2 separate regions of the Homo sapiens genome follow, and region 2 is linked to region 1. A link is a contact called in ENCODE Hi-C data. All regions are on one chromosome and are shown on one strand. Each heading gives the region's core, a stretch centred on a gene start or an enhancer-like site at or near the end of the contact. The rest is flanking DNA. Distances are from core to core; before and after follow the strand shown. Region 1 holds the start of DNAJC16 (DnaJ heat shock protein family (Hsp40) member C16). Region 2 holds the start of ATP13A2 (ATPase cation transporting 13A2).

Region 1 (2,989 bases), core at 134-2,633:
AGTTGACTGTTCCAAACTCGAGTGTCTGATCCAACCAAGCCCACCTTACACAGTCTTCCATTCCCTCTTCCCTCCCTCCCACCCTAACACCTCCCACACAGAAAAAAAAAAAAACGGCAGAAATCTAGTCCTGTAAACTCCCATCGTTCTGAACGGTTCATTTTCACATTTCAAAAATAATCGTTTCTGTTTACTGAGCATTTGCTAAGTCCCAGGCATCGTGCTAGCCACTTTTCATGCTTATTTCACTTATCCTTAACTACAATCCTGCCAGGAAAGTATTCCCACCCCCCGCCGGTTTTACAGATGTAGACCCTAGGGTTCAGGGAAACGAATGTTTAAGGTCACTTGGGTACTAAGTGGCCGAGGCAGGCAGGATTGAAACCCGAACCTGACTCTGTAAGCCACACTCTTAAGAATCCACCTTAGAATATAATCTCTTGAGCACCAAAACCTCAGCCCCATTCGTTCACTTCTACGAATATTTATTGAGCCTGTAGTCAAACACTAAGAACATGAAGGTGAACAAAACAAAATCCCTGCTTTTAGAGTTTACATTCCAGTGGAAGGATCAGGTGATAAACTATATCAATAAATAAGACATACTATGTTAGATAGTGATAAATGCAAAGAGAAAAAAATAAAAACAAGACAGGGAGATATGAAAGCTCTTTATATCCGCAAGGGATCTATCTCATTGGCTCAAAGAAAGTTTCCTTCACTTACCTGTGCCTTATCCCTCTCTCCACCCCCACCGCCCTTTCCCCGTGCTTAAGGCACAGACTGGTACATTCTTGGGTGGAGCTCGGTTTTCGGTAAACGGGATTAAAAGTCCTGGATTCTCTCAAAAAAAAAAAAGATAAGTAAACAAAAATAAAAGGAATGCTGGATTCTAGGCCTTGGGCAAATCTCTGCCCCTCTCTGGACCTCGGTCTCCCTATCAATATTGCAGGAGTTGGAGAGTTAAAGAATCCCTAAGGTCACTTCCAATCTGACGCTCTAAGGTTCTACGAATAGGGTTAAAGAGAATAGGGACCAGAGAGTGCGTCCCCATCCTAGCAACTGTTGCTAGACGAGGGCCATCTCCCGGTAGGAGCGGAAACACCTTCCTGGATCGAGGAGGTCCTTCTGGTATCCCATCATGCATAGCGACTTCGCCTCGCTAGGAGGCACGTTTTGGCCTCTTTGGTCACGATCAGCCTTTTGGCTGCAACCAAAGAGCGCGCCTCGTTTCTATAGCAACCACCCCAGGTCCACGCCTAGACGGCGAGTGGCAAGGGTCAAAATAGATTCGCCCAGTAGACGCCCTCGACCTGTTCGGTCCTCGCCTTCAGTGCGATAGACCTTTAAGCGTCACGTGACTCCCCTCGGGCTTGTCCCCTCCTCTTTCCCCTCCCCAGGCCCAGGCGAGCGCTGGTGTGGACGGGAAGCTCCCGGCCCGGCGAACTAACTGGAGCACGGAGCTGCAGCCGGTTGGGCCGGTGTACTTTCCCGGTAACTCCTTCCCGGCGTGACGCGCGGAACCGCGGACGCGGCGGGGCCAGGCCGACTCAGGGATTTCCCCTCAGTTCCTTCTCGTTTCCAGTCACTGCTGGCCCCGGGGGGAGCCGGGAGCCAACAGGGCCGGGCCCTGGGCTCTCGGAGGGCGGCGGGGGAGGGGGCTGTCTCCTGCAGGGTTGCGACCTCCGGCAGGAGCGCGAGGCGGGGCTTAGACCTGGAGCTTGTCTCTGGGAGCTTCTTCCTGGTCCTGGATATGCTGCCCAGAGAGCTGGCAGCCTACCTGTTGGGCAGGTGTTTGCTGCTCCGAGGTCGGCGCCGTCTATCTCGCATGTCAGCTAAAGAACTTCCCAGACCACCGCCACTTCGGCCCTCTAGCTGGAAGGAACTGACATGGTTAAATAAGGCAGCGATCGTACTGCATGGTAGAAATAATAGCACTAACGACCATTTGTTGACTGTTGACTCTGGGCTCAGTAAACCCTTTACATGCATTTAGTCCCCACATGATGATCCTTCAAGGTGGTAGTATTCATTCCCATTTTATGAATAAGGACGCTGATGCTTAGTAAGTTTAAATAATTTGCCCAAGGTAATAAAGTAGTGGAGAATAGATCCTAGTCTTCAACCCATATGCTTAACCAGTAGCTACATTGCCTTCACGTGTTTTCTAGGATATAATAGGTTGCCTTAACAAAGAAGAAACTGGTTTGTTTTAGGATTTTATTCAGCACGTATGCAATTTTAAACGTTGGTCATCAGATTAGTCAATTTTGTGAGGACTCCCAGGCGGCATTAAACTTGCACTTACGGAAATCCACCACTGTTATAGCTTTGCCCTTCTTCAGTAAGGTGTCACAGAAGACACTTGAACCTTAAAACTGTATTAACTTGTGAGAAATCAAGATAAATGTGTTCCTTGAAAAAAAACATTGTAGGGTATAACAGCAATCATAATTGTGGAGTATAAATATCTGCAGTTCCAGCACTACCCTGTTCATTAACCAGCCAGGATTATTTCCAAAATTCACAATGAATTAAGTCACTGTACTCACCAGAGATGGAGCTTGAAACTTTTAAAGACCACGCCTGCTATTTGGTCTTTGCCGTTAATTCTTCTTCACATGTAAAACTAAATTTTTTCTTGCCGCTTTTTCTCATCTGAGGTTTCCATTAATAATGACCATATTGGCCGGCGCGATGGCTCACGCCTGTAATCCCAACACTTTGGGAGGCCGAGGCGGGTGGATCACCTGAGGTCAGGAGTTCAAAACCAGCCTGGCCAACATGGTGAAACCCTGTCTCTACTAAAAATACAAAAAATTAGCTAGGCAGGGTGGCGCATGCCTGTAATCCCAGCTACTGGGGAGGCTGAGACAGGAGACTTGCTTGAACCTGGGAGGGGGAGGTTGCAGTGAGCTGAGATCCCATCATTGCACTCCAGCCTGGGCAACGAGTGAAACTCCGTCTCAAAAAAAAAAAACAAAAAAAC
Region 2 (2,989 bases), core at 367-2,866, 1.5 Mb after region 1:
AAGTAATCCGCCTGCCTCAGGCTCCCAAAGTGCTGGGATTACAGGCGTGAGCCACCACGCCTGGCCTGTCATTGCTCTTCTGATGAACAGCAGCTCCCATGGAGTGCTCACCATGCCCTGCGGAAGCCCTTCAGTGTGCTAACTCAATGAAGCTTCACACACAACCCTCTGGGGTAGTGACTATTATTATCCCCATTGTACACCTGGGGAAACTGAGGAACAGCATGTGAATCCCTTGTCCAGGGTCATAGAGCTTGAAAGGGGAGAAGCTGGAAATGAGTGTGTCTGAATGGGCACATTCTTTCCCACAGCCATTCCATGAAAAGTACAGATTAGGATTCCCATTTAAAACGAGGCCCAGAGGAGTAGATTGACAAGCACAAAGTCACACAGCTATGAGGGGCCAAGACTGGACTTGAACCTCGTCTGAGGTCACAGCTCGGGGCAGTGTCACCAGCACTGTGGATCAGAGGGGCTAGAGCCATTTGGGACCTCTTATTTCCTGCGGAAGCCTTGGCTTCCTGCTGGTGACCTGGCAGCGGCCCAGGGCGGCTGCCTCCTCCCTGGCTGTGGTTCCCGGCGGCGGGGAGCTCCTGTCTTCTGCCAGGCTGAGGCGGGAGTGTGTGTGAACCATCTTCCCATCTTTGGATCTGGATTCTAGGGGCTGTCTTTCCTCATTCCTTCCCCTCCCTCGCCGGGGGGTGCACTCTAGGCTGTGGGGCTGGGGGCTGAGTGACAGACACTGAGATGAGACCTTTCTGGATAGGGGAGGAGGACTGGCCCCATTCCCGGCAGGTGGGATTTAAATTAGACCCTGGAGGAGTGGGCGTAGGACATCTGGCCAGGGATGGGTTGCATGGAGGGTGTGGCCCTTGGCCCTGGGTGTGACGGGTTTTCTCTGGGGTCTGAGGCAGGAGGTCAGGAGTGGCGCTGTGGCCCAGGACATCTACCCAGGAAATGGAGTCCCGACTCCCCCAACGCCATTCATTCATTCATTCAGCCCAGAGGGGTTGCCCAGAGGCCCGAGGATGCAGCCGTCTCCCCCACCTGGACATCCGTCACTCGGGGTGGGATCCGATTAAGTGGGCGTGGGGTGGCCTCCCCGTCCCCGCACGGCCCCAGGACCCTCTTGCACAAGCGCCCGGCTTCCAATCCCGCGGCTGAGGGGTGCAGGGGAGGGGAGGGACCGGCTGCGAGCGGCGGCGCCATCCCCAGCCCCGGCGTCTCTGGGAAGAAACCGGGGCCGAGTCCCCGTCAAAAGGGAGGGGACGGGCCAGGATCCCCAACCAGGTCCCGCTTCCTGGGCTCGCGACCCCGCGGTGGGGGGCGTCGCCTCCCCTCTCCCTCCAAGGGGTGACGACAACTGGCGGGCCGGGGACCGCGCCGGGCTCGGGGCCGACCCGGACTCCGCACTCACCTGCGCTCATGCCGGCTCCTCGCGCTCATCGCCGGCCCCGGCGCTGCGGCCCTCGGCCTGGGCCCCGGCGTGCGCAAGGCCCTGGGCGGGGGCGCGGTCCGGACGGCCCGGGGCGAGGGGCGCTGGGCTAGCGCGGGGCTGGAGCAGGGCTGACGCGGGCGGGGCACCTGGGCCACCAGGCTCGGCGCGGCTCCGACACTGCCGCAGTCCCTCCGTGCGCGCCGCAAGCCCCGCCCGGCCCTCTGCGGCCCTCGCAGCGCCCGCGCCGGGGCTGCCGGGACTTGTAGTCCCCGCCTGCTCCTCCGCACACACCGGGGGCGGGGCGACCGGAGACACACACCTCACGGAGGTAGCCCCCGCCAGCACGTCCCAGTGGTTAGGGACTGTGCGTGCTGGTCCAGCTCTCCATGTCTTCCAGGCCGCGCGACCGTGAGCAAGTCACTGATCCTCTCTGGCCCTCTTTTCCCAACCTGTAGGATAGCAATGCCTGCTTCACAGAGAACTGCTGCGAGGATCACACAAGAAAATGCTTGTCAACTGGGCGTGGTGGCGCATGCCTGTAATCCCAGCTACTCGGAGACTAAGCCAGGAGAATCGCTTGAACCCAGGAGGCGGAGGTTGCTGTGAGCCGGGATCATGCCATTGCACTCCAGCATGGGCAAAAAGAGCGAAACTCTGTCTCAAAAAAAAAAAAAAAAGAAAATGCGTATCAAGCACTTGAGACAGTGCCTGGCGCTGCTTGATGAATGCAAAGAAGGAAGACACACCTGCCCAGAGATTCACAGGGTCAGATGTGGGCCCACAGAGACCCAGGGAGAGTCTGCCATGATGCACTGGAGGCCTTGAAATGCCAGAGAAAGAGAAGCCTCACAGCGTGACCTGCAGACACACCTGCACTGGGGGGATTCATGAAGACCCCTGAAAGGCACCAGAGATGTCTTACCTGCGTGCAGCATTTATCCTGCTACCCCATAGTGACCGGCACAGGCATAGTGTTCCCTGTCTCCAGGACCTCTGGACAGAGGAGCTCCAAAGGGGAGAGTGGATCTGTGAGATCCTAGGGCAAACAAGGGAAGGTTCACGTTAGGGCCAAGGATAGACGTGGGCAGGATCACTGGTCATTTGTCCAGTATGAATTTATGGAGTGCCAGCACCACTGTGGGAGCCAGGAACGTGAGAGTGAACAAAACAGAGATGCCCCTGTCCCTGCGGAGACTGCTGTCTACTGGGAAGTAGCCCTAGTCAAGGAAAGGAAAACTCCAACGATCCCTATTGTGGAAGGGGCTGGAAGGAGACACAGCTGTGATGGTGGTGAGGGTGTGGGTAGGGGATAGACCCCAGGAGGGAAAGCAGCACCTGATTCATAGCAAGATCCCAGTGAACATTTGGTACAGGAACACACGTTGGCAGGACTTGCTGGTGGATAGGATGTGGGGGTGCAGGAATGTGTGGAATTCAAGATGCTCCCCAGGGTTTTGGCCTGAGCAGCTGGGTGCCAGTGGAGCCATTTACTCAGCTGGGGCAGGCTGCCCGAGCCAACCAGTTGCGGGTCATTCCTGTTGACCACCTGGG

What was found. A loop is a pair of places that touch in the nucleus more often than their neighbours do. Pooled maps may share reads with other maps.
Region 2: a map of naive thymus-derived CD4-positive, alpha-beta T cell shows a loop between it and region 1 (12-fold over the local background). The contact joins the promoter of ATP13A2 here to the promoter of DNAJC16 in region 1. A Hi-C loop is called at or near these places in 1 of 168 maps with a recorded cell type or tissue (naive thymus-derived CD4-positive, alpha-beta T cell), 1 of 37 single-sample maps with no recorded cell type and 6 of 50 pooled maps.

Annotation. Positions count from the first base shown.
Region 1 is chr1:15,525,465-15,528,453 of GRCh38, forward strand. It overlaps DNAJC16 (DnaJ heat shock protein family (Hsp40) member C16), which reads left to right and starts at 1,384. Exons shown (of 15, transcript NM_015291.4): 1 at 1,384-1,494. RefSeq lists enhancers at 1,040-1,543, 1,059-1,158 and silencers at 1,269-1,408, 1,530-1,824, 1,749-1,848.
Region 2 is chr1:17,010,312-17,013,300 of GRCh38, forward strand. It overlaps ATP13A2 (ATPase cation transporting 13A2), which reads right to left and starts at 1,617. Exons shown (of 29, transcript NM_022089.4): 1 at 1,418-1,617. The coding sequence starts at 1,427. RefSeq lists an enhancer at 712-761 and a silencer at 1,252-1,781.